2 separate regions of the Homo sapiens genome follow, and region 1 is linked to region 2. Evidence: chromatin loops called from intact Hi-C (ENCODE). Cell type or tissue: B cell. All regions are shown on one strand. Each heading gives the region's core, and the rest is flanking DNA. Links, peaks and the distances in the headings are about the cores only.

Region 1 (15,578 bases), core at 4,224-12,223, 130 kb after region 2:
TTTTTAAAATCATCAGATCTTGTGAAACTCATTCACTATCATGAGAACAGTGCAGGAAACACCTCCCCTCATAATTTAATCACCTCCATCTGGGTTCCTACCACAACATGTAGAAACTGTGGGAGTTACAATTTAAGATGAGATTTGGGTGGTGACATAGCCAAGCCATATCACTAGTCTAGACTAAAAGTTTCTGTATGATAAGAACCATAACTGCTCTACCTATTTTTCTAATGATAATATGAAATGAAAGCAATCAGTTTATCTGTTTTAGTTTCTAGACCTCTTCCTTGTTTTTCACCCAAGTACAAGAAAACTGGGGAAACTATCATCTGAGTACCAACCAAAATTATCTCTTGTATGAGGGAGGAACAAACACAGAATGACTCATTTCTTTTACACTGAGAAAGAAGTAGCATTAACCACTCTTGTCAGCCTGATAAAATTCTGCTCTGGATATTCTCAAATGTTTCAAAGATGGCTAGGTAATTGTGAGAGGGTTCCCAGTTACCCTGGGTTGATTGCCCAATGATAAGCCAGGCAGGAGAGACTCAGGCTGATTCTAAATAAAAAATGGAACTGCTCTGGTCGAGCTCCAGAACCTGGATCACCTGTCCTGATTCTAGCTCTTCAGTAAGAGGAAGGACAACAATACTGTATTCCAGTCTTGCATTTTACTGGTAGGTATAGTTGTGGTTATGGCTCTGGATACTTTGTAGCCTTGATCTTTCACTCCTAAGATGCTTGTTTACATTTACAGATTTGGCCATCAGATTCTATTTACTCTCGGAACCTCTCACAGAATGTAGAACATGCAGCACCCTGCTTGCGTTCTCCTAGTGGCCAGTGTCCTCTCTTTACGCCTACCAACTTCCACTGAAACACAGCCCACAACACACAGCTCAAAGCTGCTGGTTCACATCTTACATGAACCCCAATGCCACAGCAGTACTCTAGTGTCACATCAGAGAGTGGAGCCTGCGCTGCAGGGAGAGGAGACTGCAGGCCTCCTGGGTAGAACTGCACCTTCACAGTAATGGGAATGGGAGCAGTATTTCACCCTCAGTTTCTATTTATAAGGGTGACATAAAAAAAAAAGTACTGCTAGATTTCCAGCATGAATCCAGATAGAGATAACTCCAAGAATATTCTCCCTGTGACAACCCACCTCATTCACAGAGACCATGGGATACTAATAGGGTTTCTGAAACAGACACCCAAAGCATTGGAGAGAAAAACAGCTCTCAATCTGAGCAAGATTATATTGAAAGAAAAAATAAGCTAAAAGCATCTTAAGAAAAAACTCAGATTAGATGTAAGACTGATCAACTTGGCCAGAAGATAGTCCCCCAAAAGGAATTTTTCTTGAAACACTCAAAATGCATGGCTACTCTCAGCATGAGAAACATGAGCATTATGAAAAAAAAAGGCATGTTCTCAGCAGAATTTTATAAGGTTTCTTTTTTTTTTTTTTTTGAGATGGAGTCTTGGAGTCTCGCTGTGTTGCCTAGGCTGGAATGCAGTGGCACGATCTCGGCTCACTGAAAGCTCCACCTCTTGGGTTCAGGCCATTCTCCTGCCTCAGCCTCCCAAGTAGCTGGGACTACAGGTGCCCGCCACCACTCCTGGCTAATTTTTTGTAGTTTTTAGTAGAGACGGGGTTTCACCATGTTAGCCAGGATGGTCTTGATCTCCCGACCTCGTGATCCACCTGCCTTGGCCTCCCAAAGTGCTGGGATTACAGGCGTGAGCCACCGTGTCTGGCCTATAAGGTTTCTTTTTCATGTCTGCTGCTCTCCCATCTCCTAACCAGTGAATTGGGGATCTATATTGGAATACATCTGACAATTTTCACCAGCACTTTTTGATGAAAAACTGGAATCTGACTTTGTTATACAGTGGAATATATTTGAGCTTGCAACATAGCTAACTGAAGAGCTATTATGGTTTTGGGTGGTCACATAGCCCATTATGTTTATTTGTCCTGTAAAAGCAGCATTCAAATTCAGTGAAATGAAAGACACTAAAACAATGCTTACCTATAATTATCCTATTGGATAAATTAATAAGCATGTCAAACTAATAACAACTGTAACAATTTTGTAGTGAATTTTCTTTGGATATTAGATATAAATATCTAAGTATAAATAATTTTAATGTACTTGTCATAATGTATGTAGAACTTTAAAAATATCTATAACCATAATTCAGTTAAAACACTTTATATTTCAAGAGTATAAATAACAATATTAAAATGACTAAAGGGATTTATTCAAATATTGTAGCCTTATATTCATACTATTATACAAAATGTTAATTTGTGTGAATGCAAGTTGTCTACAAACACTACACCTAACTATACTAATTGTTCTGAAGTAACAGAAACCAAAGTCCACCTACAGATTCCACTATTTAGTGAATAAACTGAACTGTTCTTGCCTTTGCAGTGTAAGTACTTTAGCCTGCAAATATGAGATAATTACCTTGGATAATCAGTTTTCTGTCAAAAAAGTTTACTCAGTATCTTTTTTATTCTTTATCATTCTGTGTTGCTAAATTTAATCTTATCTTTGTGCTCAACTTTTGTGTGCTCTTAAAATAAGCTTTAAACGGCCCGATGTGGTGGCTCACGCTTGTAATCCCAGCACTTTGGGAGGCCAAGGCAGGAGGATCACCTGAGGTCAGGAGTTTGAGACTAGCCTGGCCAGTATGGCAAAACTCAGTCTCTACTAAAAATATAAAAAAATTAGTCAAGGGTGGTGGCAGGAGCCTGTAATCCCAGCTACTTGAATGGCTGAGGCAGGAAAATCATTTGAACTGGGAGGTGGAGGTTGCAAGGAGCCAAGATCGTGCCATTGTATTCCAGCCTGGGCGACAAGAGTGAAACTCTGTCTAAAAAAAAAAAAAAAAAAAAAAAAAAAGCTTTAAACAAATTTGTGTCTACTTTAAAAGACTAAAAATGAAAATAAACAAAAACAAAAAAAAACCTTTGCCAAAGCAAAAACAAAGCAATGGTTCTGAGGTCCTAGATGAAGACAATTCTGAGTCAGAAAGAATAACAAAAGGTTTATATAGCTGTTACTATGATTTACATATATTTCTAAAAAGCAGAGAAAACTATCTACGTGTAATCTAAATGTTTTAAAAAAAGAGAGATGAACAAAATATCCTCCCTTACTTTCACGTAAGAGAATAAAGCCTCTTATCTTTAATTTATACTTTTTTCTACAACAGCCAAGTCTCTGGACATGTTCTTGAACACTGGACATCTGAACTTCAGTAGACACTGGATGCAGACATCTAAGCTGTAGCCTTGGGCATACGGTATGCACTTGAAAGAATGTTTATGAAAAAAAGCAGACAGAAAAAATATGTTATTAAAAATCCATGCACGCACATGAATAAAACAAGTTCTGCTGGGCATGGCAGCTCACGCCTGTAATCTCAGCACTTTGGGAGGCTGAGGCAGGTGGATCACGAGGTCAGGAGTTCAAGACCAGCCTGACCAACATGGTGAAACCTGGTCTCTACTGAAAATACAAAAATTAGCCAGGCATGGTGGCACACTCCTGTAATCCCAGCTACTCAGGAGGCTGAAGCAGCAGGAGAATCTCTTGAACCTGGGAGGCGGAGGTTGCAGTGAGCCGAGATCGTGCCACTACACTCTAGCCTGGGCAACAGAGCAAGACTCTGTCATACACACACACACACACACAAAGTTCTTAGAGAACTATGAAGAGATTTAGATTCTGACTCCTACAACACCCCATGGACACTATTAGACAGATCACTGAGGCAGAAAATTAACAAAGATATCAGAACTAAATGCTTGACCAAATAGTCCTAATAGACATCTACAACACTCTCCATCTGAAATCTACACAGTATACACTCTTCTCACCACCACGTGTCAAATACTCTAAAACTGACCACACAATCAGAAATAAAACAATTATCAGCAAATTTAATAATACCCAAATCATACCAAACACATTCTTAGGCCACAGCTTGATAAATATATAATTCAACACAAAGAAAACTACTTGAAATTATACAATTACATGGAAATTAAAGAATCTGCATGTGAATGACTTTTGAATAAATAATGAAATTAAGGTAGAAATTAAGCAGTTTTTTGAAACAAATGGGAACAAAGATACAACATACTAGAATCTCTGCAACATGGCTAAGACAGTGGTAAGAGGGAAATGTATAGCACTTTTTGATGCTCACATCAGAAAGTTAGAAAGAGGTCAATATAACAACCTAACATCATAAATAAAAGAATGAAAGAAGCAAGAGAAAACCAACTCCTAAGCTAGCAGAAGACAAGAAGATCTGAACTGATGGAGATTTAGACATGAAAAGTCATACAAATAAGAAATCTATTGAGTTAAATCTTTTGAAAAATTTAATAAGATAATAACCACTTATCTTATTATCTTATAACAAAGTTAATAAGATTAATAAACCACTAATAAGATTAGTGAAAAAAGAAGAACCAAATAAACACAATTAGAAATGACAAAAGCGACATTACCACTGACCCCACAAAAATATGAATAAGTACTGAAGTCTACTACAAACTTCTCTGTGAAAACTAGAAAATCTAAAAAAAAAAAATGGATAAATTTCTGGAAAAATCCATCTTCCCATAACTGAACAAAAACAACAAAATGAATCAGTGAATAGACCAATAACAAGCTCCAAAATTGAAATAGTAGTAAACAGCCTACCAACCAAAAGAAAGCCCAGGACCAGCCAGTTGTGCTGGCTCATGCCTGTAATCCCAGCACTTTGGGAAGCCGAGGTGGGAGGATCACCTGAGGTTAGGAGTTCGAGACCAGCCTGGCCAACATGGTGAAATACTGTCTCTACTACAAATACAAAAATTAGCCGGTCATGGTGGCACCCGCCTGTAGTCCTGGCTACTTGGGAGGCTGAGGCAGGAGAACTGCTTGAACCTGGGAGGTGGAGGTTGCAGTGAGCCGAAATCCCACCACTGCATTTCAGCCTGGGCAACAGAGCGAGGCTCTGCCTGAGAAAAAAAAAAAAAAAAAAGAAAGAAAGTGAGTCCAGGACCAGACAGATTCACAGCTGAATTCTAACAAATGTACAAAGAAAAACAAGTATTATATCTTACAAAACTATTTTAAAAAATTGAGAAGAAGGGACTCCTCCCCAACTCATTATATAAAAGCAGCATCATTCTTTTTATTTATTTATTTATTTATTTTTGAGACGGAGTCTCATTCTGTCGCCAGGCTGGAGTGCAGTGGCGCGATCTTGGCTCACTGCAACCTCTGCCTCCTAGGTTCAAGTGATTCTCCTACCTCAGCCTCCCGAGCAGCTGGGATTACAGGTGTGCACCACCACACCCAGCTACTTTTTGTATTTTTAGTAGAGACAGGGTTTCACCATGTTGGCCAAGATCATCTCCATCTCTTGACCTCCTGATCCACCCACCTCAGCCTCCCAAAGTGCTGAGATGGCGTGAGCCACTGCTCCTGGCAACAGCATCATTCTAATACCAAAATCTGGCAGAGATAAAACAAAAAAAGGAAACTTCAGGCTAATATCCTTGATGAACACTGATGTAAAAATCTTCAACAAAATACTAGCAAACCAAATCCAGCAGCACATTAAAAAGCTAATCCACTATGATCAAGTAGGTTGTATCCCTGGGATGCAAGGTTTGTTCAACATACACAAATCAATATGTTTGATTAATCAGATAAACAAACTACAGATAAAAACCACAAAATTATTTCGATACAGAAAAAGTTTTCAATAAAAGTTAATATCCTTCATGTTTAACACCCTCAACAAACTTGGCATTGAAGGCAAATAGTTCAAAATAATGAGTTATCTATGACAAACCCACAGCCAACATACTGAATGGACACAAGCTGGAAACATTCCTTCTTGAAAACTGGAGCAAGAATGCCTTCTCTCACCCCCACTATTCAACATAAAATTGGAAGTCCTGGCCAGAGCATTCAGGCAAGAGAAAGAAATAAAACACATCCAAACAGGAAGAGAGGAAATTAAAACAATCTCTGTTTGCAGATGATTCTTTTTCTTTTTATAAAATTTAGCATTAAACTCAGAAATTAAGATAACAGGATAGAGAACAGAGATATTCACTGTCACAAATTTACCCTGCAAAAATAACAACCGATGATTTCATAAATCTTGTAACTCACCCATTATCTACAACATTTGGTTGTAGAATGCTACCAAATAAAAGAATAGGTAAAATCTGCCATTTGGATACTATTTTTTCCATGAATCTCAGAGAATCCGAGGGGCAGAAATCACTTCTGTTTTTCCCTCAATACCCGCATAAGATTGGCTGACCCGCAATGTGTCTCTAAGAAAGGGAAGCTAGGTTGGGTGAAGACAATGTTAATGTCTGAAGTGGTTAGCTTTTCAAAGACACCAGGAGATTCCTCTTAGCCCCAGGGCATCCACCTGCTCTCTTGAGAGACTACACTTCATACCTCTTGTTGTCCTGTGAGAGAAAATGACCCAGAAGCTAATAATCATCAAACACTCTAGCAGACATAGCCATGGTGTGTACCCTGGTTTATTCACAGCCAGTACTGAAAACCAGGACCAGGAAAAAACTAAAGGGTGGCTGAGAATACATCATCCCATAAAAATTAAAAAAACAAAAAAAAAAAACAAAAAACAAACTTGACCCCAAAACACTTTCACAAGATCTCTGTGCCTAGGGGAGACAAAAGAAAAAGAGGCACAGAGATTTTTTTACAATACAGTGTCAGGGAATTAGTTTTGGTTTATTTTCATGGGCGATATTTACAAACAGAAAACAAATCTTTTTAAATGTCCCACCCAATGGTTTGTAAAAAAATAATTAAAATACAGTATCAAAAATGTACCCTAAAGGACAAACAGATAATAATGTGAATTAGAGAGGGAAAGTTGGCATTTGGGATAATCAGAAGAAACTGGAAATTTAGTATTTTACTGCAAGACAGAGTTAGGCTGGAGGAATGGGGGTTGAGGGGTAGACTTGAGACCCCGTTTGAGAAACATGAAAAAAAAATGCAGAAGATCAGTCTCCTGTGGAGTGTGAAAATAGTTAAGTGACAGGCAATTCGAGGTACGTGGCTGCGATGCCTGGATTCCTACTTTAAAAAAAAATGTAACTCAAATGTATTTTTTTGTAAATTACTACATTAAGGAAAACAAAATTTAGGCGTAACAAACTATAAACTGCCTATTAAGCTCTGATTACATAACCAGAAAATTTGTACGCTCAAGGTGCAAATTTAGAAACTATGTAACTGTACCTAACCGATTACTGAATTTGGGTTTTTGCATCATGCATCTTATGAAAGTCTTTCCTTCAAGCCCGTCCCATGGATAACAAGCTACACCCCATAACTGGGTGCTCTACAATTTTAGAATCATTCTTTAATTAAATTCTTTAATATTTTGGTGATGACTCCCATAAATTTTTAACAGAAGGAAAGAGGAATTGGGAACGCCACAGACCAAAGCTCTTCCCATTCATGAACCCGCAGCCCGAGTCAGGATTCTCCTCTGACGATCCTCTCTGGTTCCTGCATAATCTGGGAGAGACGCAGCGCTGCGGGTGCAGAGCTGCCCAGAGAGGGCTCCAGGGCAGGGCACAGTCACAGTGCAGGGAAGAGACAGGACGCCGGGGCCCCGGCTGTCAGCGCGGCCGCCATCGTATGGCTGAAGGGGACTGAGGCCGAGCTGGGCAAGAACTCTGGGCGCAGATTGTGAAGCTGACTGCGGGGAGGCCTGGGTCCCGCCACAGCCGCTTCCCACCGGTTCCAACCAGCCCCGTTCCCTCTCTCGGGATGTCGGACCGGCACTCTCACCATTTCTAGGCTTCCAGGGGGCCCTGGCGTCTTAGCTGTGGATCTCCCAATACCCGCAGGTCGCAGGGCCACACAGGCTGGGCTTCTACGTGCAGAGGACACAAAGCAGACAGACGAAAATTGGAGCTTCGGCGGCAGCGAGAAACAAAGGCCGCGCCAAATCCCGGAAGCCGCCCTGTCTGCTCCAGCTGCGGGCCTGATTGGACGGCCCCCCGCCCAGTGTCCCCGATTGGATAACGTTTAAGGCCCCGCCCCCTCAGGCCCTGAGTGACAGATGTGATCAGATGCTGGACTGAATGAAGAGTGACAGCGTAGGCTGCAGCCTTTTCGGGCAGGACTTCCTCCCTGAACTGAGACAGGCCCACCCCAGAGGGTACTGACTTTAACCTTTTGTGTAAGATCATATGTATTTATAAATAATACGCTATATGAATATTCACAAATCAAAAGAACATAGACCGGGCGCGGTGGCTCACGCCTGTAATCCCAGCACTTTGGGGGGCCGAGGCGGGTGGATCATCTGAGGTCAGGAGTTTGAGACCAGCCTGGCCAACAAGTGAAACCCCGTCTCTACTAAAAATACAAAAAAAAAAAAAAAAAAAAGTAGCTGGGAGTAGTGGCGCGCGCCTGTAATCCCAGCTACTCGGGAGGCTAAGGCAGGGGAATCGCTTGAACCCAGGAGGTGGAGGTTGCAATGAGCCGAGATCGTACCACTGAACTCCAGCCTGGTGACAGAGTGAGATGAAAGGAAGGAAGGAAAGGAGGAAGGGAGGAGGAGAGAAAGAGAGAGAGAAAAAGAAAGAAAGAAAAGAGAGAAAGAAAAGAAATAAGGAAAGAAAGGAAAGAAAGAAAGAAAAGAAAAGAAAAGAAAAGAAAAAGCAGAATAACCACAGGTAGATCACTATCTGGTGACCACCTTTCTTCCAGAGATCAGACACTGAACAAAGGATGATGGGGCCACAGGGGAAGAAAACTCTATGTCTTCAGATCTGTCCACAGTCTGGACCTCCAATGTTAGATATGAAGAAAACAGATTAAAGGCAAAATTATTTTGCTATTTGGCCTTGGCCCTAAGTGTCAGGATGTAGTTTTACGTTTTCTCCTGTGCGTGCGGGGACTAAGGACCAATCACATGCATACATATCTACATGTATTGCAGCGTTACTCAACATTATCTTACAACACATCTAACTTTAAATCAGGGGAAAATATTAGTACCTTTATGGAGCCCACTGTTAGAAGGTAACTAGTAATCAACCTGTCATTAAATCATGGCACCTATCTGCACTGGGTGCATGTATTAGTTAGCTATTGCAGCATAACCAACCATCCAAAACTTATTAGGTAATAATTGAGATGGTCAGCCATTTAGGCTGGGCTCACTGGGGCCATTCTTCTGGTCCCAGCTGAGCTCCTTCAGACATGTATCAACAACTGCTTCTTGACTAGGAAGCTGTGCTTCTGGGGGTAAGCTTCTGCTTCTGGGGGTGAGCTTCTGCTTCTGTCAACAGAGGCACTTTGCTTCTCTTCCCCACCCACCATGTTATGTTATCCTCCAGCTGGCTAACATGTGCTTTGTTCATGGAGAGGGCAGCATTCTGAAAGAAAAGCAGAAGCATTCAAGACCATTTGAGCCTAGGCCCCAAACTGGCACACGGTCATGTTCACAGGTTTCTACTGACCTGAGGAAATAAGGTCAGCCGTATCTAGGGTCTGGAAAACAGATTCCATATCTCAATGGGAACGGCTGTAAAAAAGCACGTGGCAAAGGATATAGGAGGGATGAAAAATTGCTGCAATTTCTGCAATTAGTATCATTCTGCCTTTTTTGCATATGTGGTTTATACAACTCTTTCACATGAAGAAACTTGTCCAAAGACCCAAAGCTACTAATTGGCTGGGCTGAACCTCAGGATAAATTCTGACTCCAAAGCTCAGGCACCTCCATAGATCAAACTATATTACTAGAGTAACTGCCACAGACCCTTGAAATTCTGGAGAGTGACACTTCTGCAAAAGAAGACAGTTTTTTTTTTTTTTAGATTTGTGCCCACATAGTACTGTTTATTATTGGAAATAATCCTGTCAAGAAATTGCAGAAGCACATGGTGGTTCACACCTGTAATCTTAGCACTTTGTGAGGCTGAGATGGGAGAATAACTTGAGCTCAGCAGTTCAAACACAGCGTGGGCGACATAGTAAAATCCTGTCTTCATGAAAAAAAATTAGCCAAGCATGATGTTGCATGCCTGTAGTCCGAGGTACTCTGTGACTAGGGCAGGAGGATGGCTTGAGTATGGAAGGTAAAAGCCGCAGTAAGCCATAATTGATTACACCACTACACTCCAGCCTGGGTGATAGAATGAGACCCCATCTCAAAAAAATTGCAGAAACATTTTGAAAGGACATAGAATAATTTGGAAAAATAGCTGAGGGATGAGTTTAGAAAATCAAAGCCCAACAACAGATTATTCATTTTTGATCAGAGAATACATTTGAAAACTTCTAAAAGAAAAACAACTTTAGGGCCGGGCATGGTGGCTCACGCCTGTAATCCCAGCACTTGGGAGGCCGAGGCGGGCGGATCATGAAGTCAGGAGATCGAGACCATCCTGGCTAACACGGTGAAACTCCGTCTCTACTAAAAATAAAAATAAATAAAAATAAATAAAATAAAAATAAAAATAAATAAAAATAAAAAAATTAGCCGGGTGTGATGGCGGGCGCCTGTATTCCCAACTACTGGGGAGGCTGAGGCAGGAGAATGGCGAGAACCCGGGAGGCGGAGCTTGCAGTGAGCCGAGATCGCTCCACTGCACTCCAGCCTGGGTGACAAAGCGAGACTCCGTCTCAAAAAAAAAAAAAAAAAAAGAAAAGAAAAAGAAAAACAACTTTAGATAAACTAAATTTAACAGAGTTTTATTGGGCAAAGAGGGATTTGCAAATTGAGTAGCCTGTGGATCCAAAGTAGGCTCTGAAATACTCCAGCACAGCAACATGATGGTGAAAGATTTATGGACAGAAGAAGCAAGGTGACATCAGAAAATAGAAGTGAAATACAGGAACAGCTAGATTGATTACAGCTTGGGATTTTCCTTATTTAAACATGGTTTGAACATTTGACATCCTTTTATTGGCCAAAACACAGTTGTTGGTACAAAAATGAGTACAGTCTATTTACACATTCAGTTAGGTTTCAGTTTACTATGTAAACAAAACAAAACAACAAAAAAACTTATTGACCAAACTTAAACATGAAAGGGGGTAGATTTAGGGTATAATTAAACAATTTCTCCTTTTTTGGTCATCTTCTAAATTTTGATAGACCAAAACTTTAGACATTGATAACACTGTCACCATCAAAAATGTACTTAGTCTCAGATTCCACTGTGAAATAGCAGAACTATGGGTTTTGTAAAGTGGAATCAAGAAATTCAGGTTATTATTTTATTATTATTTTTAAAGGTTTGAGTAGAGGGAAACCCCTTGTGTTAAGATCTGCTGTTTACAGAAGAAAAACAAAACCTACAGAATCTACCTATTTCCTTAAATTTTCAGTTTGATTTTGTCTGTTTGGACCTAGTGCACAAGCTCAGTCCAGAATGATGGCCTCTAATAATTTTGTTCAAAAAATTTTCAACAGTGCACAGTGTAACCAAAACTCAGGGCCTTAGTACCACTGTTTCCATTATTTAGGGTCTTTGTTCTTATGTCATTCCTAGGTTATGGTTTCATCATAGTTACATATGTCTTTGAGTTTCTGTCATTCCAGTTAGTGAGAGACAATTTTATATTCTACAGGTGATTGCATGAAAACATTTCTAACTTTTGAGAATACAATGCAGCAGGGAGACTACTATTTTGACTACCAGGAGGATAATACGAAGAGTTTGAAGCGTGCTTTTTAACCAGGGTCCTCATGAACCACCAACTAACATTACATAGATCAAATAATTAGCTATAGTCTACTTATTTTAACCAAACAGCCTGTTCATTAATCCCCTACAACTGCATCTCTGTAATACCCAATGTATTTCTCCATGTGCAACTACAAGAATTAGCAACTGCAGACACTTCTGTTTATACAGTAAGTAATCCAAAGAAATTATATGATTCAGCACAACTTTAGCAAAAAATTTAAAGTCTATTGTGTAACCATAGCCTTTACAGTGCAATCTGCTATAAAGCCCTATGATAGGGGATACATTTCTAACCATTGCCTCATTTACTCTAAACCAGGGGGAAAAAAGACCTATCAAAGGATGCCCATTTAGAAAAGTAATGGCACCCTGGCAATGCTCTTTAACCTATTTTGAATAAGTTCTCTTTAACTTGTGAAATAGGTTAAGAGCAGTGGACACACATTCTGTTTCTGATGAGACAACAAATGTCCCATTAAAATTTCTCACCCATATTGGCCTTCCAGTTTTTTTTTTTTTTTCTTCTATTTTTTTGAGACGAAGTCTCGCTCTGTAGCCCAGCCTGGAGGGTAGTGGCGCGATTTCAGCTCACTGCAACTTCCACCTCCCGGGTTTAAGCGATTCTCGTGCCCCAGTCTCCCACGAGTAGCTGGGATTACAGGAGTGCACCACCACGCTGACTAATTTTTGTATTTTTAGTAGAGATGGGGTTTCACTATGTTGGTCAGGCTGGTCTCAAACTCCTGACCTCATGATCTGCCCACCTCAGCCTCCCAAAGTGTTGGGATTACAGGCATTAGCCACCGTGCCTGGCCTGCCTTTCATTTTTTACCTATAAAAGATGTTATGTTTTTTCACACGTTGGCTGCAAAATTCTCTACATATAAGTATACCCAATGAGTGCACACAAAAGATGCTTTTTAAATTTCTATTGTTTGTAGAGCCATAAACAAACTTAACTAAGAGTATCATGATAGCAAATGTGTCTTGATTTTTGATCTTATTAAAAAAGCTATCTACATAAAGATATCCATCTGCTTTTTAGGAGAAATCTTTCTGGTTAGCTTTAAGATCTCCTATGGGTTTACAATTAAAGAGTCTGGAGGGGCCCTTCTAAGTTGTGAGATTATCAACCCAGCTTTCAAAGTCTTGATGTCTTGCTTCAGTGTACATGGCAGGCAGACTCAATCTCTGGGTTCTAGATAATAAAGGGTTTTACTGTCCACAGTCAGTAGACTATTAAGGCTTTCTTCACCTTAAGGCTTTCTTCATATGCTTTGTCATAATGCATTAAAGCCTTTTTGAATTTAGTAATATTAGACTTCAGTAGCAGAAGATACATGAGGTTCTCTTAGGTGCATAGGCCTTCCAATGACTATTTTTAAATGGCCAACATATTTTTTCCACTCTAAATGGATCTGATATGTCATCAATCTGCAATTACAAAAGCAATCCAGTCAATTTAGTTAGTTTTGCTCAATACTACTGTATCTATCTTTTTTTTTTTTTGAGACGGAGTCTTGTTCTATCTCCAGACTGGAGTGCAGTGGTGTGATGTCGGCTCACTGAAACCTCCGCCTCCTGGGTTCAAGCAATTCTCCTGCCTCAGCCTCCCGAGTAGCTGGGACTACAGGCATGCACCACCATGCCCGGCTAATTTTTTGTAATTTTTAGTAGAGACGGGGTTTCACTATGTTGATCAGGCTGGTCTTGAACTCCTGACCTCAAGTGTTCCACCCACCTCAGCCTCCAAAACTGCTGGGATTACAGGCATAAGCCACCATGCCCAGCCTAATATCTTGTTTAACAGTTTTACAACTTGTCTAGAGAAATAAGTATCTTTATCACTGAAGATATGAGAAAACATGTATCCTAATATCCTTTTAGTTACTGTTATAACATCAACCCTCTTGCATGAGAAAACTTTTATACAAGAAAACATGCATTAAAATGACAATTAAATAAAATTTCTGTATAAATGTTTAAATGGCTCATCAGGTAGCAGAAATGTACAAGAAGTTTTGATTGTCTTATTGGGATTATATGCTTGACAAAAAAAATTGGTCTTAACCTATTTTAGTAATTTAGAAGAGTCACCACAAACTTAATTTATATTTAATTTAGATTATTTTATCTCTTCTGTGATGAGTAATGGAATGCAGAGCTGTTAATAATGGAAGCTTTAAGAACTCAGGAATGAACAAGTAGCTGTTGGCTGTCTAGGTTCTCCAAGAGTCCACACTTAACATTAAATTTGTCCTCTTAAATACCAGGTTTCTACAATTTAGGTGCACAGCACTGAAAACTGAGGGGTTATCATAGGTAATTTGACTTAGGCCACAGAGTTCATTCAAATGGCATGTCTAAAAAACTTCAGTACTGGCTGATTTAACACAATATGTGGCAGAATATTTTTCTAATATTTAATTAATCTTTGTTTTGCTTGGGTTAGCAGTTTTATAAGAATCAATCTCTTCATTAGGATTCTCAGAGTCCTTACCCAGTCCAAACAATTAATCCCAAACTGATCAGAAACCTATACTCGACTTTACCCATACTTTCATAAACCTCCTTAAAGACACTATATTTTACAATTTTGCAAGCTTTTGGAGTTTTGAGAAACTGCATTAGAATTAGACCATTAACTGTGGAAATGACTTAAAATGGTTATAAAGAGGCCAGACACGGTGGCTCATGCCTGTAATCCCAGCACTTTGGGAGGCCAAGGCGGGTGGATCACCCAAGGTCAGAAGTTCGAGACCATCCAGCCTGATCAACATGGTGAAACCCCTTCTCTACTAAAAATACAAAAATTAGCCAGGCATGGTGGTGCATGCCTGTAATCTCAGCTACTTGGGAGGCTGAGGCAGGAGAATCGCTTGAACCTGGGAGGTGGAGGTTGCTGTGAGCCAAGATCACACCACTGCACCCTAGCCTGGGCAACAAAAGTGAAACTCCGTCTTAAAAAAAAAAATGGTTATAAAGAGGCCAGACACGGTGGCTCATGCCTGTAATCCCAGCACTTTGGGAGGCCAAGGCGGGTGGATCACCCAAGGTCAGAAGTTCGAGACCATCCAGCCTGATCAACATGGTGAAACCCCTTCTCTACTAAAAATACAAAAATTAGCCAGGCATGGTGGTGCATGCCTGTAATCTCAGCTACTTGGGAGGCTGAGGCAGGAGAATCGCTTGAACCTGGGAGGTGCAGGTTGCTGTGAGCCAAGATCACACCACTGCACCCTAGCCTGGGCAACAAAAGTGAAACTCCGTCTTAAAAAAAAAAATGGTTATAAAGAAACAAATAAAAGAAATCGATTATGTCTTCAGCCTACAATAATTTGTCATAATAACCATAATTATGACAATTAGATATACTCAGATAAATTAGATTTTTAGAAATTTCATACATTGGCTGGGCACGGTGGCTCACGCCTGTAATCTCAGCACTTTGGGAGGCCAAGGCGGGTGGATCACAAGGTCAAAATATCAAGACCATACTGGCCAACATGGTGAAACCTTGTCTTTACTAAAAATACAAAAATTAGGCTAGGCGCAGTGGCTCACACCTGTAATCCCAGCACTTGGGGAGCCTGAGGCGGGCTCAGGAATTCAAAACCAGGTCAGGTCAGGAGTTCAAAACCAGCCTGACCAACCTGGTGAAACCCCATCTCTACTAAAAATACAAAAATTAGCTGGGTGTGGCGCCTGTAATCCCAGCTACTCGGGAGGCTGAGGCAGGAGAATCACTTGAACCCTGGAGGCAGAGGCTGCAGTGAGTCGA
Region 2 (15,578 bases), core at 4,885-12,884:
CAGTTGGAATTGTGACTGTCATATGTGAACATCTGGCTACAGTTGGGATGGTGACTCATTTCTAAATCCAGCTCATAGGAAGGTGAAGACTCTCCTATCTGGACTCAGTTGGTGAGAGAGATGTTGACTCTCATATCTGGGCTTAGAACCACAGGAAAGATTCTGGAGCTCCTTGTGCAAAGGTCATAGAGGATTATCAATCTTGCATATTGTATAAAGTCCTCAGGTGACACAGAGTGTCTCTCGAATGCACACCCAGGCAACAGTAAAGATTGTCATTCTCCCACATAAACACATCCCACTGTTGAAGTTCTGAATTTCACAGAGGCTGTCAAAAGTTGGATAATTGCCTCTCATGTGTGGATCTGGTCCACAGGTGGGTTAGTGACTTCCAGACCAAGGTTCAGCGCACATGTAAGGCTGTGACTACACTAAGAAGATACAGTCTGCAGAAGAAACTGTGGCTCTTTTGCACACATTCTGTCAATCATTGTGATTGCGACTCATGTACTTAGACCCAACATACAGGAGGTGTTGACTTTCATACCTTTAGAACCTGGACATGTTTGGAATTTCTAATCTAATCCCTGGACTTTCCTGCAGGTGTGATTGTGTGCATTGCAAAGCACCTTAGTGATTTGACTCTCCTGCCTTGGCCAAGCACACAAATGAGATTGTGACATATGGCTTGACTCTGAACCTCCAAGATGTGACTCTTTTTTCCAGCCTTGGAGCTGCCCACATGTTGCATTGTGACATATTCCTAAGCCCTGCACTCAGGTTATGTGACTCTCCTTTTTTGCTTAGGCCCTGAATATTTTTCATGTTAAGACATATTACTAGGTCCAACACCTATAAAATGGGAGACTACCACCTGGGCTCTTTCTACAGAGGGCCTTGTGACATACCTCTGCATCAATAACCTAGGAGATGTGATGCTCCATTTTTGCCTGTACGTGCCCCACAGAAAAAATTGTGGCTGGCCCAGGTACCAGGTGATGTGTCTCTGCTGCCTGGGCCTGGACCACAGAGAGCATTGTTACTGATTGCTGGGCTCAGCACCCAGGTGATGTGACTCTGCTGCCTGTGTGCTGCTTTCAGGAGAAGGTTGTAACTTATTCCTGGCTGAGTATGCAGTCACACTCCTGACTGATCTCTGCCCTCAGAAAAGGTTGTGTCAAGCCGGGCCCGGTGGCTCATGCCAGTAATCCCCAGCACTTAGGGAGACCGAGGTGGGTGGATCGCCTGAGGAGTTTGAGACCAGATGGCCAACATGGTGAAACCCCGTCTCTACTAAAAATACAAAAATTAATCGGGTGTGGTGGCGGGCACCTGTAAACTCAGCTATTCGGGAGCCTGAGGCAGGAGAATTGCTTGAACCCGGGAGGTGGAGGTTGCAGTGAGCCAAGATCATGCCACTGCACTCCAGCCTGGGCAGCAGAGCAAGATTCCATCTTGGGAAAAAAATTACAAAAATTAGCCAGGCGTGGTGGTATGCACCTGTAGTCCCAGCTACTTGAGAGGCTGAGGCACAGCAGTCACTTGAACTTAGGAGGCGGAGGTTGCAGTGAGCCAAGACTGTGCCATTGCACTCCAGCCTGGGCAACAAGAGCAAAACTCCATCTCAAAAAAAAAAAAAAAAAAAAAAAGGTTGTGTCATATTCCTGGCTAAAAACCCAGATGATGTGACTCTCCTCTCTCCCTATTCATAGGCAGGATTGTAAAATATATCTTTTTTTTTTTGAGACAGTTTCATTTTGTCACCCAGGCTGGAGTGCAGTGGCATGATCTTGGCTCACTGCAACCTCCGCTTCCTGGGTTCAAGCAATTCTCTTGCCTCAGCCTCCTTAGTAGCTAGCCACCACACCTGGCTAATTTTTGTATTTCTATTAGAGATAGGGTTTCCCAATGTTGGTGAGGCTGATCTCAAACTCTTGACCTCAGGTGATGCACCTGCCTCAGCCTCCCAAAGTGCTGGGATTACAGGTGTGAGTGACTGCGCCTGGCCTGTAAAATATATCTTGACCTAGATCACAGATGCAATGATTACTCTCATACCTCACAGTATTTAATAGGAGAGATGCTCTCTCTTGCTCTCGCTCTCTTTTTTCTTTTTTTTTTTTTTTGAGACAGTTTTGTTCTTGTTACCCAGGCTGCAGTGCAATGGCGTGATCTCTGCCCACCACAACCTCTGCCTCCCAGGTTCAAGCGATTCTCCTGCCTCAGCCTCCCACGTAGCTGAGATTACAGGCATGTGCCACCACGCCCAGCTAATTTTGTATTTTTAGTAGAGATGGGGTTTCTCTATGTTGGTTAGGCTGGTCTCGAACTCCCAACCTCAGGTGATCTGCCCACCTCGGCCTTCCAAAGTGCTGGGGTTACAGGCATGAACCACTGTGCCCAGCCCAAGATGCTGTCTCTTAACAGCTAGGCCTAGAGTCATGAATATGATTCTGGGTCTCCTTGTACAAAGGTCATGAAGAATTGCCACTTTCTTGCATACTGTATAAATCTCTTGTGGTACAGAGAGTGTCATTACAGGGTTCAGCATACAGATGAGATTGTTTCTCATATACACTCCCCACCAACTGTTAGAATTGTCACCCTCACACATGGACAGAGCCCACTGGTGAGGCCCTGAATCTCACACACACACACAGTCTACAGTTAAAATTGTGACTGTCATATGTGAACATCTGGCTAGAGTTGAAATAATGACTTATTTCTAAATCCAGTTCATAGGTGAGAATTCTACCTGTCTAAGCCTAGGTAGGATAGTCAACATGTCCCTAATTGGCTGGGGGACATGTTGACTCTCCTACCTGGGCTTAGGGCCAAACAGTTCATGGAAGGGATGAAGGCTCTCAGCTCTCATGCACAGATCCAGTTGGTGAGATTGTCACTAGCATACTTAGACCCAACATACTCTGATACCTAGAACTGGGACATGTGCAGGATTTTTAATTACTGGACCTTCCTGCAGGTGTGATTGTGACATATGTCTTTGTTACACACCTGAGTGGTTTGATGTTCCTGCCTTGGTTCAACCCAAAGTGAAGATTGTGATGTGTCACTGGACCCAGCATCTCAGTGATGTGACTCTTCTTTTTGGACACCACAAATTTTGGGTATTGTCAAATATTGCTGGATCCTGTACCCATGTTATGTGACTCTCCAACCTATGTCCTGCATGTTGTGCCATATTGCAGCACAATGTGTCACATTAGACATCATTACATATTGCTGGGCTCAACACCCAAGTGATGTAACATTTTCCTGGGCCTTGACTACAGGGGGCTTTGTGACATAACTGAATGCCCATAACCATGGTAATGTTACTCTTCTCCTGCCTGGTCTCTGCTCACAGGGAAATTGTGACATACCATTGGCCTAGCATCTTGGTGATGTGACTCTCCTCTTTTTCTCAGGCCCCACATATTTGGGTATTGTGACATACCCAAATGTGACACTGGGCTCAACACCTAAGGGACGGGAGTTCTCTACCTGGCCCCTTCCTGAAGGGGGCATTGTGACATACTTCTGCACAGGTATGTCACAGTTATTACCTAGGAGATGTGACTCTCCTCTTTTGCCAGCACCCTGCTTACAGGGAAAATTGTGGCACATTTCTGTGGCCAGCAACCAGGTGATGTGTTTCTCCTGCTTGGGTCTTTATTACAGAAAAGATGGTTGACATATCACTAGGCCCAGCATCTAGGCGATGTGACTGTCTTCTTCTGCCTGGTCCCTGCTTACAGGAACATTGTAGCATATTGCTATGCCCAGCACTTTTCTCTTCTTTTAGGTTTTGCCTGCAGGAGACTTTGTGACATTGCTGGGCCCTGCACTGACATTATCTGACTCTTCTGTCTCTGCCTACTTGGGCCATTGTGACATATTGCTGGGTCCAACATCCAGGTGATGTAACTTTTATGCCTGGGTCCTGGCACCAGAGGACATTGTCTTTGCACCACTCACACAGGTGATGTGATTTTCTTCTGTTACCTGGTCTCTGCTCACAGGAAGAATTGTGACCTTGGCCAGGCTCGGTGGCTCACACCTGTAATCATAGCACTTTGGGAGGCCGAGGCGAGTGGATACCTGAGGTCAGGAGTTCGAGACCAGCCTGGCCAACATGGTGAAACCCCCATCTTACTTAAAACACAAAAATTAGCTGGGCGTGGTGGCAGGCGCCTGTAGTTCCAGCCACCCACGAGGCTGAGGCAGGAGAATCGCTTGAACCAGGTAGGCGGAGATTGCAGTGAGCCGAGATTGCGCCACTGCACTCCAGCCTGGGTGACAGGGAGACTCCATCTCAAAGAAAAAAAAAGTGACCTTTTGCAGCACATAGCTGATTTGACTGCTTTGTGGAGTACACCAAGCAGGTTGTCAAACTGGTGGTCCCTTTACTGAAATTTTATTTCCACAATGGTGTTGGAGGGGCAGCAGCAGAATCCGTGCCTTTTCTTCTGGAGTGTGTGAGAGTCCGTGGTCCTGAGTATCTCACACAGATGTGGCAATTTATGTGATGTTCTGATTAAGACCATTGGTACAGAAACAGATTCAGATGTCCTCAGAAATAATGCATTGTTTAGCAAAGTGCATTGAAGTTATGGGAGATGGATGCCTTAATAATGAACACTTTGAAGAACACCTTTGCCACATGTCCTCAGGACCTTCTGAGGGCTGTGTCATGGGGCATGGTCACTCATATTTGACTCAATAAATTTCTTCAAATATTTTAAAGAGTTTGACCCTTAGTCGACACAGTTGATGTGTGGAGCACTCTTGCTGTGCCAGCCAGTGTTTCAAAGCCATTTAGATATTTTTGCTCATTAAATCTTCATCAGCAGAAACTCTGTAGGTAAGTTTAATGATTCCTCGTGTCACAGACAAGGTGACTGAAAGAAGAAAAAATTCAGGAACTTGCCCAAAGTCAGCCAGATAGGAAGTGGCTGAGCTAAACTGTGCTCTAACCTACTCCTTGCTTCCCTTTTACAGACAATGCCATTGTGCATTGATTAAACAACTATTCATTGAGCACCTGCCATGGGCTGAGGCCTGTGATTGGCACTGGGAATATAGTGTAAACAAGACATAGCTCCCCGGAACAAAAGTATAAGGAAGTAAACAACAAACACCAAGATTATATCAAAGATGTGAAATGCCAGAACATGCCGCTGCTATAAAGAATGTCCACAGGGTTATTGGGGGTAGGTTCTAATTAAAAGGAGGTGAGTAAAGCAAAGCTTTCCAGAGACTGCCAGAGCTGAGCCAGGTCTGGAGGCTCTTATCAATGTCAGTATTTAGTTTGTCTCAGTTTCTTTGTATGCAGCCCCTAAAATCTTTAGAATGTCTGAAAAGAGAAGCATCTTTTGTATGTTAATGAGATGATTTCTGGCTGGAGGCTTCTGGACAGCCTCAGGACCAGGATTGATTGCCAGAGAAACCAATTGTGTAATAGAGGATTAAAACTCTCAGCTGGCTGGGCGTGGTGGCTCATCCCTGTAATCCCAGCACTTTGGGAGGCAGATCGCCTAAGGTCAGGAGTTCAAGACCAGCCCAGCCAAAATGGTGAAACCCCGTCCCTACTAAAAATACACAAATTAGCTGGGTGTGGAGGTGAGCATCTGTAATCCCAGCTACTCAGGAGGCTGAAGCAAGAGAATCGCTGGAACCTGGGAGGCAGAGGCTGCAGTAAGGCGAGATCAAGCAACTGCACTCCAGCCTGGGTGACAGAGCAAGATTCCATCTCAAAAAACAAAAACAATCAAAACTCTCAGTTTAACTTCTTACCTCCTTGGATGGTAGAGAAGCCATCCGGGCTTTGTAAAAGTAAAAGGAGTACCTTATTTGATTCAACTAAATAAATTGTTAAATAAAGGGGAATGTCAATGAAAAGCTCTTCCACCCCAGCCTCACTAGTTAAAGTGCCAATTAGGGGAAGTTTTTTTGGTATCCTGAAATTGCTTTTGGCCTTTCCATGCATATCATCCTTAAGAAAGGGCACACTCTTAAACCAACCTGTGACCTCATACCATTCTAAAAAAAAAAAAAAGTTTATACCAAAAGTGTACAATTTAGCTGTTTTCATTAAGCCAACAATATTTTATAAGCATATGCAAGCAAAGGTTATTCTGTCATGTGCTGGGCTTTATCATTTGTAACCCTTAGGGCAAATCTTATAGTATTGTTGGAGGAATCATAAAACCACTTGATTTTTTTTTGAGACAGAATCTCACTCTGTCAGTGAGGGTAGAGTACAGTGGTGCAATCTCGGCTCACTGCAACCTCTGCTTCCTGGGTTAAAGCCATTCTCCTCCCTCAGCTTCCTGAGTAGCTGGGATTACAGTCATGCACAATGGTACCTGGCCAACTTTTGGTATTTTTAGTAGAGACAGGGTTTCATCATGTTGTCCAGTCTGGTTTCGAACTCCTGACTTCAAGTGATCCACCCACCTTGGCCTCCCAAAGTGCTGGGATTATAGACATGAGCCACTGAGCCTGGCCAAAAACCCCTTGATTAAAAAAATGTTCCAGACGCAGTGGCTCACACCTGTAATCCCAGCACTTTGGGATGCCGAGGCGGGTGGGTCCCAAGGTCGGGAGTTCAAGACCAGCCTGGCCAAGATGGTGAAACTCCGTCTCTACTAAAAATACAAAAATTAGCCAGGCATGGTGGCAGGCGTCTGTAATACCAGCTACTCGGGAGGCTGAGGCAGAGAACTGCTTGAACCCGGGAGGGGGAGCTTGCAGTGAGCCAAGATCGCGCCACTGCACTCCAGCCTGAGCGGCAGAGTGAGACTACATCTCAAAAAAGTTAACAAAATGCTAACAATATTTAAGACATTGCTGATACTACTTTACCAATAATTTTAAAGTCGCCTTATTAAAGATTATACATAAGTCACAAACTTTTTTTTTTTTTTTTTTTTTGAGATGGAGTCTCACAGTCTCGCCCAGGCTGGAGTGCAGTGGCACCATCTCGGCTCACTGCAAGCTCCGCCTCCTGGGTTCACGCCATTCTCCTGCTTCAGCCTCCTGAGTAGCTGGGACTACAGGCGCCCACCACCTCGCCCAGCTAATTTTTTGTATTTTTAGTAGAGACGGGGTTTCGTCGTGTTAGTCAGGATGGTCTTGATCTTCTGACCTCGTGATCCACCTGCCTTGCCTCCCAAAGTGCTGGGATTACAGGCCTGAACCACCGTGCCCAGCCTCTAATTTTTTATTTCTGATTTAAAGTTGGATGTCTTGGCCGGGCACGGTGGCTCACTTTGGGAGGCCGAGGTGGGCAGATCACGAGGTCCGGAGATGAAGACCATCCTGGTTAACATGGTGAAACACTGTCTCTACTAAAAATACAAAAAAAATCAGCTGGGCGTGGTGGCACGCACCCATAATCCCAGCTACTGGGGAGGCAGAAGTAGGAGAATAGCTTGAACCCGGGAGGTGGAGGTTGCAGTGAGCCAAGGTCGCATTGCGCTGCTGCACTCCAGCCTGGGTAACAGAGTGAGACTCTGTCTCAAAATAAATAAATAAAAAGAAAGTTGGATGTCTTGTAAGATAATGCTGAGTAATGCAGAAATACACGTAGACATTTATGCATGTGATTTGTACTTACACAGACCCCCCCACACCACAAAATAAAACAGATAACCACAGCCTGACCATTAGGGCCAAGGTCAAATAGCAAAATAAGTTTGCCTTTAATCTGTTTTCTTCATATATAAACATTGGAGGTCAAGACTGTGGACAAGGCTGGGCTCATGCCTGTAATCCCAGCACTTTGGGAGGCTGAGGCGGGTGGATCATGAGGTCGGTAGTTCAAGACCAGCCTGGCCAAGATGGAGAAATTCTGTCTCTACTAAAAATACAAAAATTAGCTCGGCGTGGTGGTGGGCGCCTGTAATGTCAGCTACTCAGGAGACTGAGGCAGGGAATTGCTTGAACCCAAGAGGTGGAAGTTGCAGTGAGCCAAGATCGTGCCACTGCACTCCAGCCTGGGTGACAGAGCAAGTCTGTCTCAAAAAAAAAAAAAAAAGGCCGGGCGTGGTGGGTCACGTCTGTAATTCCAGCACTTTGGGAGGTGGGAGCCGGCAGATCACCGGAAGTCGGGAGTTCAAGACCAGCCTGACCAACATGGAGAAACCCTGTCTCTAATAAAAATACAAAAGATTAGCTGGGTGTGGTGGCACGTGCCTGTAATCCCAGCTACTTGGGAGGCTGAGGTAGGAGAATTGCTTGGACCTGGGAGGTGGAGGTTGTGGTGAGCCGCGATCCTGCCATTGCACTTCACTGCACTCCAGCCTGGGCAATAAGAGTGAAAGTCTGTCTCAAAAAAGACTGGACAGATATGAAGACATAGAGTTTACTTCTCCTGTCACCCCATCACTTGTTGTTCACTGTTTAATCTGGAAGGAAGGTGGTCAACAGGTGGCCAGCAGTGGTCTATGTGTGGTTATTTTATTCTTGCTGCCTTCTGCTCTTTTATGGCCACTATCTGTTCCACCCTGGGAACTGAAGAGATGTTGGTAGGAAGAGGCTTTCCCCCACCTCTGATGTCCAGGCCCTTCACTCAGCTGACATCGCAGCTGCACTTCAATATGGCAGCTATTGGCCACGTGTGGCTCCTGGGTGCCTGGAATGTCGCTGGTCTAAACTGCGATGTGCTGGAATGGTAAAATACAGAGTGAGTTTCAAAGATTTAGTGATATATATATATATATATATATATATATATATATATATGTATATATATATACACACACACATATATATACATATATACACACATACATATATACATATATACACACATATATACATATATACATACATATACATGTATATACATATATAATTATTGCTCACATATTAAACTGATAATATTTTGGATATATTGGGTAAGTTAAATTGTTACAATCAACTCCACCTTTTTCTTGTTTCTTTTTAAAGTTGGCTACTAGAAAATTCAAAATTCACATGTGGCTTATATTTTATTTCAGAGGATTGCCTTTTTAAAAAAGTCTCAGGCTGCTTGCTCAAATGCCAGAAGCCAGGAAGATCATAAAAACTGAAATTTTAAAATTATTGTTATTATATATTTTTCATTTGTGAATAGCCGTATAGTATGTTATTTATAAATACATGAAACCTCATACACGAGGTCAAATGCAAATACCCTCCGGGGTGGGCTAAGCTCAGGGAGGAAGCCCTGCCTGAAAACGCTGCAGCTTAGGCTGTCACTCTTTCTTCATTCAGTCCAGCGTTTGGTCAGGTCTTCTGTCACTTAAGGCCTGAAGGGGCTGGGCCTTAGACGTTTTCCAATCAGGGACCCTGAGCTGGGGACCGTCCAATCAGGCACGCAACTGGAGCGGACAGGGCGGCTTCCGGGATTTGGCGGGGCCTTTGTCTCTCGCTGCAGCTGGAGCGCTTGGTCTCGTCTTCCCTGCTTTGTGTCCCCTGCTCTTAGAGGCCCAGCCTCTGTGGCCCTCTGACCTGCAAGCATTGGGAGATCCACAGCTAAGACGCCAGGGCCTCCCCTGGAAGCCTAGAAATGGTGAGAGTGGCGGCTCCGACATCCGGAGAGAGAGGGAGGGGCTGGTTGAAACCTGTGGGAAGTGGCTGTGGCGGACTCGGGCCTCCCCGCAGTCATCTCCACAAACTGCGCCCTGAGTTCTCCTTGCCCAGCTGGGCCTCAGTCCCCTTCAGCCATAAGATGGCGGCTTCGCTGACAGCCGGCCCCCGGGCGTCTTGTCTCTTCCCCGCCCAGTGACTGTGCCCTGACCTGGAGCCCTCTCTGGGCAGCTCTGCTCCCGCAGCGCAGCGTCTCTCCCAGATTGTGCAGGGACCAAGGGAGGGTAGTCAGGGGAGAATCCTGACTCGGGGAGCGGGTTCATGAATGGGAAGGGCTTTAGTCCGCTGCGTTTCCAGTTCATCTTTCCCCCTATTAAAAATTTATGGCAGGCCGGGCGCTTTGGTTCACGCCTGTAATCCCAGCACTTCGAGAGGCCGAGGCGGGCGGATCACCCGAGGCCAGGAGTTCGAGACCAGCCTGGCCAACATGGCGAAACCCCATCTCTACTAAAAATATAAAAATTAGTCTGGCACAGTGGCCTGCGCCTATAATGCTAGCACTTTGGGAGGCCGAGGTGGGCGGATTACGAGGTCAGGAGTTCGAGACCAGCCTGACCAACATGGTGAAACCCCCGTTTCTACTAGAAATACAAAAAATTAGCCGGGCGTGGTGGCGCGGTCCTGTAATCCCAGCTACTCAGGAGGCTGACGCAGAAAAATCGCTTGAACCCGGGAGGCGGAGGTTGCAGTGAGGCGAGCTGACGCCATTTGCTGTCCAGCTTGGGTGACAGAGCTTGACTCTGTCTCAAAAAAAAAAAGCCGGGCATAGTGGCGCATGCTTGTAATCCCAGCCACTCGGGAGGCTGAGGCGGGACAATCGCTTGAACCTGGGAGGAGGTTGCAGTGAGCCAAGATCGCGCCACTGCACTCCAGCCTGGGCGACAGAGTAAGAAGACTCTGTCTAGAAAAAAAAAAAAAAAAGGCAGTCTCTGCAAAAATATTAAATAATTTAATCAAAGAGTGGTTCAAAAATTTTAGAGCACCCCTATGGGTTGTAGTTTTTGGTTTATAAGAGGGGCTTGAAGGACTTTGATAAGGTGCATGATGCAAAAATCCCAAATTCAATAATTGGTTAGGTACAGTTATATTCTTTCTGTCTTCCTGTCTTTGTTTGTTTGTTTCTCTCCTCTTTTCTTCTTCTTAGTTTTTTTTGTTTGTTTGTTTGTTTTGTTTTTTTGAGACGGAGTCCTGCACTGACGCCCAAGCTGGAGTGCAGTGGCACGATCTGCAACCTCCACCTCCCGGGTTCAAGTGATTCTCCTGCCTCAGCCTCCCAAGTAGCTGGAATTACAGGCGCCCACCACCATGCCCGGCTAATTTTTGTATTTTTAGTAGAGACAGAGTTTCAGTATGTTGGCCAGGCTGGTCTCGACCTTTTGACCTCAGGTGATCCACCGGCCTCAGCCTCCCTAAGTGGTAGGATTACAGGCATGAGTCAGTGCTCCCTGCCTCAGTTTCTTATTTTCCACCTTGAACGTACAAATTTCCTGGTTGTGTAATTGGAGCTTAATTGACAGTTTATAGTCGGTTAAGCCTGAATTTTGTTTCCTCTAATGTAGTAATTTACAAAAAAAAAAAAAATGCATTTGAGTTAGATTTTTTTTCAAAGCAAGAATCCAGGGCCTAGATTTCCACCTCAGACTAATTGCCTGGCACTTAACTATTTTCACACTCCACAGAGGACTGATTTTCCCCGCATTTTTTACGTGTGTTCCAAGCAGGGTCTCCCGTGTATCCCCCAGTTCTCCTTACCTCCAGCCTAACTCTGGCTTGAAGTAAAAATACATACTAAATTTCCAGTTCTGACAATCTCGAGAACTGAAAATTTAGTACTTTACTTCAAGGAACTGTCAACTTTCTTTCCCTAATTCACATTATGAACTATTTGTCCTTTAGTGTATATTTTTCATACTGTATTTTAATTATTTACTGACAACACATTGAAAACATTTTAAAAATTTGTTTTCTGTTTTTAAATATTTTCCATGAGAAGAAAGCAAAGAGTAATCCCCTGACACTGTATTTTAAAAAATATCTGTGCCTCTTTTTCTTTTATCTTCCCTAAGCACAGAGATCATAATGCTTTGGGGGTCAGTGTTTTTTGTAAACTTTATGGGGTGATGTGTCCTCAGCTACCCTTTAGTTTTTTCCTGGTCCTGTACTATCTGAATAAACCAAGATACCCACCATGTCTATCTGCTAGAGTTAATATCAGCTCTTGGGTCATTTTCTCTTATAGAACAAGCTGAGGTATGGAGTGTAGCCTCTCAAGAAGAAGGTGAATGCCCTGGGGCTTAGAGGGATCTCCTGGTGTATTCTTCCTTTGAAAAGCTAACCCTTTGAGACATTAAGATTGTTTTTATCCAAGCCATTTTCCATTTCTTGGAGACATATTGCTGGTCAGCGATCAGACGCTGGTATTGAGGGGAAAACAGAAATAATTTCTGCCAGCTGGATTCTCCAAGATTTGTGAAAAAAAATTGTATCCCCAAAGACAGATAAAAACCTCATCTCAGTGAGCTAGTACAAGAACTTGCCAAGTAAAATGCACTTGGGGCACTCATTGGGGCGTAATGCAGTGTCTCCTGAGAAGGTGGTCATTGGACACTTAAGTGAGCAGGATGGGGTGGGAAAATCTCTCCAGGGATTGGATGGCCTGACTTGACGAATGAGTCAGACACATCTGTTTTCTAATCAGCACTGCCACTCCTTTGTTTTGTCACCTTGAAAAGATTTGTTCACTTATATTGACTCTTTTAAACTGTAAATTGTATTTTATTAGTAGAGCTTGAAAGGTGAGAAAATATTTACAAAAACATAAAATAGACAGGTTTCAAAAAATACCTACTCATATATTCCATTGTTAAAAATTCTCATTTACTTTTTTTTCCCCACTGTGAGTTTAGAAATTTTCTCAGGTACATTTTTTATTTTTTGAAATGGAGTCTCACTCATTTTGTTGCCAAGGCTGGAGTGCAGTGGCATGTTCTCAGCTCACTGCAGCCTCTGACTACCAGGTTCAAGCGATTCTCCTTCCTCAGCCTCCTGAGTAGCTGGGATTACAGGTGCACACCACCATGCCCAGCTAATTTTTGTATTTTTAGTAGACACGGGGTTTCGCCATGTTGGCCAGGCTGGTCTTGAACTCCTGACCTCAGGTGATCCGCCCACCTCGGCCTCCCAAAGTGCTGGGATTACAGGCGTGAGTCACCGTGCCCAGCCTTCTCAGGTGTGTTTTTTTGCCTGAGTGTTTTCAAACACAATTTCAAGCATTAGCTTTTAGAGAGCTATCAAGGAAAAGAATAAGGAAAATTTCTCTTCCATTTTGGCTGTAGAAAATGAATACATGTTCACAAGAAAATGTGGTAGATAATTGCTGAGTTACATAGATTGATAAAAACATCAGTTCCTCTTATTGCAGGGTAAATTTCTGAGAGTGAATATCTCTGTTCTATATCCTGTAATCTTGATGTATGAGTTTAATGCTAATTCTTTTTTTTTTTTCCCCTGAGACAGAGTCTTGCTCTGTCGCCCAGGCTGGAGTGCAATGGTGCGATCTTGGCTCACTGCAACCTCCGACTCCGGGTTTAAGCAATTCTCCTCTCTCAGCCTCCAGCGTACCTGGGATTACAGGTGCATGCCACCACGCCCAGCTAATTTTTGTATTTTTAGTAGAGACAGTGTTTCACCAGGTTGGCCAGGCTGTTCTTGAACTCCTGACCTCGTGATCTGCCCGCCTCGGCCTCCCAAAGTGCTGAGATTACAGGTGTGATCCACTGCGCCCGGCCGATGCTAAATTTTATAAGACAAAACTTGGTACCTCCTAGAGGTGTCCCCATATGACTAATTGTTTACTACATGATTTATAATGGAGATAATAAAGTATTTATTGTCTGAAAGAAAGTTTAGATTCTTTTGCTTTTCTTATTGAGGTATAAAACTTAAGCACCTTAAATTTTTTTTCTTTTATATGAGCACTGTGTTTGAGTAATTTTACTTGATTTTTCAAACACTGAGTTTCAAAACCTGAGTGAATAACTCTTACTGGAAAAGTAAAGCTTGAGCCCAGTGACTCCAAGCTAAAGGCTCATATTGATCCTGCAAAAGAAGGTTATTAAAGGCCCAGTTAGTTCTTCCTGGGGAGCCTCCCCTGCAGATTTCCTAGCCTGCTCACTCCAGCCATGGAAGAAGCCTTTTATCTGAAGAGAAGCTATAGAGCCATGGAAAGCTGAGGACCCACAGACAGATGCAGTTAAGATGGAATGGGACTGAAAGGATCTTACTGAAGATAAAGTTGTTCTTGCTTTGAGGCGTTTCTAGACTTTTAAATATAAAGTTAGATTTATATTTAAAAAATTAAGTTCCAAAGGAGTATTGGAACAGGAGGAAGTACCAATTATAAGGTCTTTAAGGATCTCAAAGGTTAGGCAGACAAGGGTGGGTTTTTTTCATATTAAGGAGCAACCAAGATGAGAAACAAGGTGGGAGGGGAATGGCAAATGAAGGGTGAAAAAATCAGATTCTAAATCAGATAATTTTTTTTTTTTTTGAGATGGAGTCTTGCTCTGCTGCCCAGGTCTGGAGTGCAGTGGCGCGATCTCTGCTCACTGCAAGCCCCGCCTCCTGGGTTCACGCCATTCTCTTGCCTCAGCCTCCTGAGTAGCTGGGACTACTGGCGCCCGCCACCACGCCTGGCTAATTTTTTGTATTTTTAATAGAGATGGGGTTTCCCCATATTAGCCAGGATGGTCTCGATCTCCTGACCTCGTGATCCACCTGCCTTGGCCTCCCAAAGTGCTGGGATTACAGGCGTGAGCCACCGCACCTGGCTAAATCAGAGAATGTTCTTAGGAGGAGCATATAATGGGGTTGTATGTTGGCTTAGACTGAGGGTAGCTCAAAAGTTCAGGAGCTGTGGGAAGGAGATAAACTTGTTTGATTAAGTAGTATTTTATTTTGACCACTGAAGACAAATTCAGCTGGGTTTTCTAAGAGAATAAGAAGAAAATGGGCAGAATCTATGTCTGGCTATGTGATAGGTAAGAAAAGAGTGCATCATCTAAGTCATAATGGGATGTGTGTTTCTTTCCATAAACTGTTTCTGGAGCACACAAAAGATGGAGAATTTTATTAATTATAGCCATTTACCAGGATTACCTACGTGCTTCATCTCTCCCCACCTCTTTTCTTTGTCTTACACATTTCTTTCATTTGACTTTTCCTGGGTTGTATCTTTTATAATAATCCGGTCAACATAACTACAGTGTTTTTCTAAGTACTGTGTATAGCACTATTAAGTTATTGAACTTGAGCAAGTTTATGGGAGTCCTGAATTTTTAAACAGTAGCTCATAATGGGCTCATAATTTAGAAGCATAAATGGGCCCATGGGGTTTGTTACTGGCAACTGTAGTAAGAACAATATTTTGAGACCAAGCCCTGAATCAGCATCTGTGCTGACTCTGGGTGGTGTCAGAATTTAAATGTTAGATAAAGAATTGGTGTTGGAGAGTTGCTTGGTGTTCAGCAAACTCTATAGATTTTGTGCCAGAATAAAAATACCATAAAAGGTCTAGCCTGGAATAAAACTGAGTGTCTGGGAATGGGAGGCTCTGCTCCTATGTACTGGCTGTCACACTGCCCATTGTTTTCTGATTCCAGGTCTTCTCTTAGAGTGAGAGAGGACTGAAAACTTAGAGGAAAGAATCTCTGATGACAGACCTTCTCTTTCCACAGTTGCCACCACAGGATTCCCACCGACTCACAATCATGCCCACTAGACACTGATGCATCCACACCCCTCTCAGGACAAGGCACCACCCTCAGGAACTTCACCACAGCATTTTTGATTTAGCATTTCTTGCAAAAATCCTTCAAAAGTGTCTACGAGTCTCCCGGCATATTCCTGTTCCCCAGACACCGAATCTGCAGCAGCAACCTGTT

Evidence for each region. A loop is a pair of places that touch in the nucleus more often than their neighbours do. Peaks named below come from ENCODE experiments on the same cell type or tissue, not always from the same donor. Only the 100,000 strongest peaks of a DNase experiment are listed, where the experiment ranks them.
Region 1: a loop joins it to region 2, with 14 times the contacts of the local background. A loop is called at or near these places in 5 of 110 quality-filtered maps.

The regions. Positions count from the first base shown.
Region 1 is chr19:23,109,476-23,125,053 of GRCh38, reverse strand. ZNF730 (zinc finger protein 730) reads right to left here and starts at 8,029. Exons shown (of 4, transcript NM_001277403.2): 1 at 7,878-8,029. The coding sequence starts at 7,880. It also overlaps the pseudogene BNIP3P37. In B cell, for the core only: a CTCF peak has its summit at 8,607; a DNase peak (open chromatin) is centred at 8,083; H3K4me3 peaks cover 1,281 bases; H3K27ac peaks cover 720 bases.
Region 2 is chr19:23,244,221-23,259,798 of GRCh38, reverse strand. It overlaps ZNF724 (zinc finger protein 724), which reads left to right and starts at 9,405. Exons shown (of 4, transcript NM_001355404.2): 1 at 9,405-9,559. The coding sequence starts at 9,557. It also overlaps the pseudogene IPO5P1. RefSeq lists a silencer at 9,305-9,364 and an enhancer at 9,495-9,784. In B cell, for the core only: no CTCF peak of the experiment used is centred there; a DNase peak (open chromatin) is centred at 9,338; H3K4me3 peaks cover 1,726 bases; H3K27ac peaks cover 711 bases.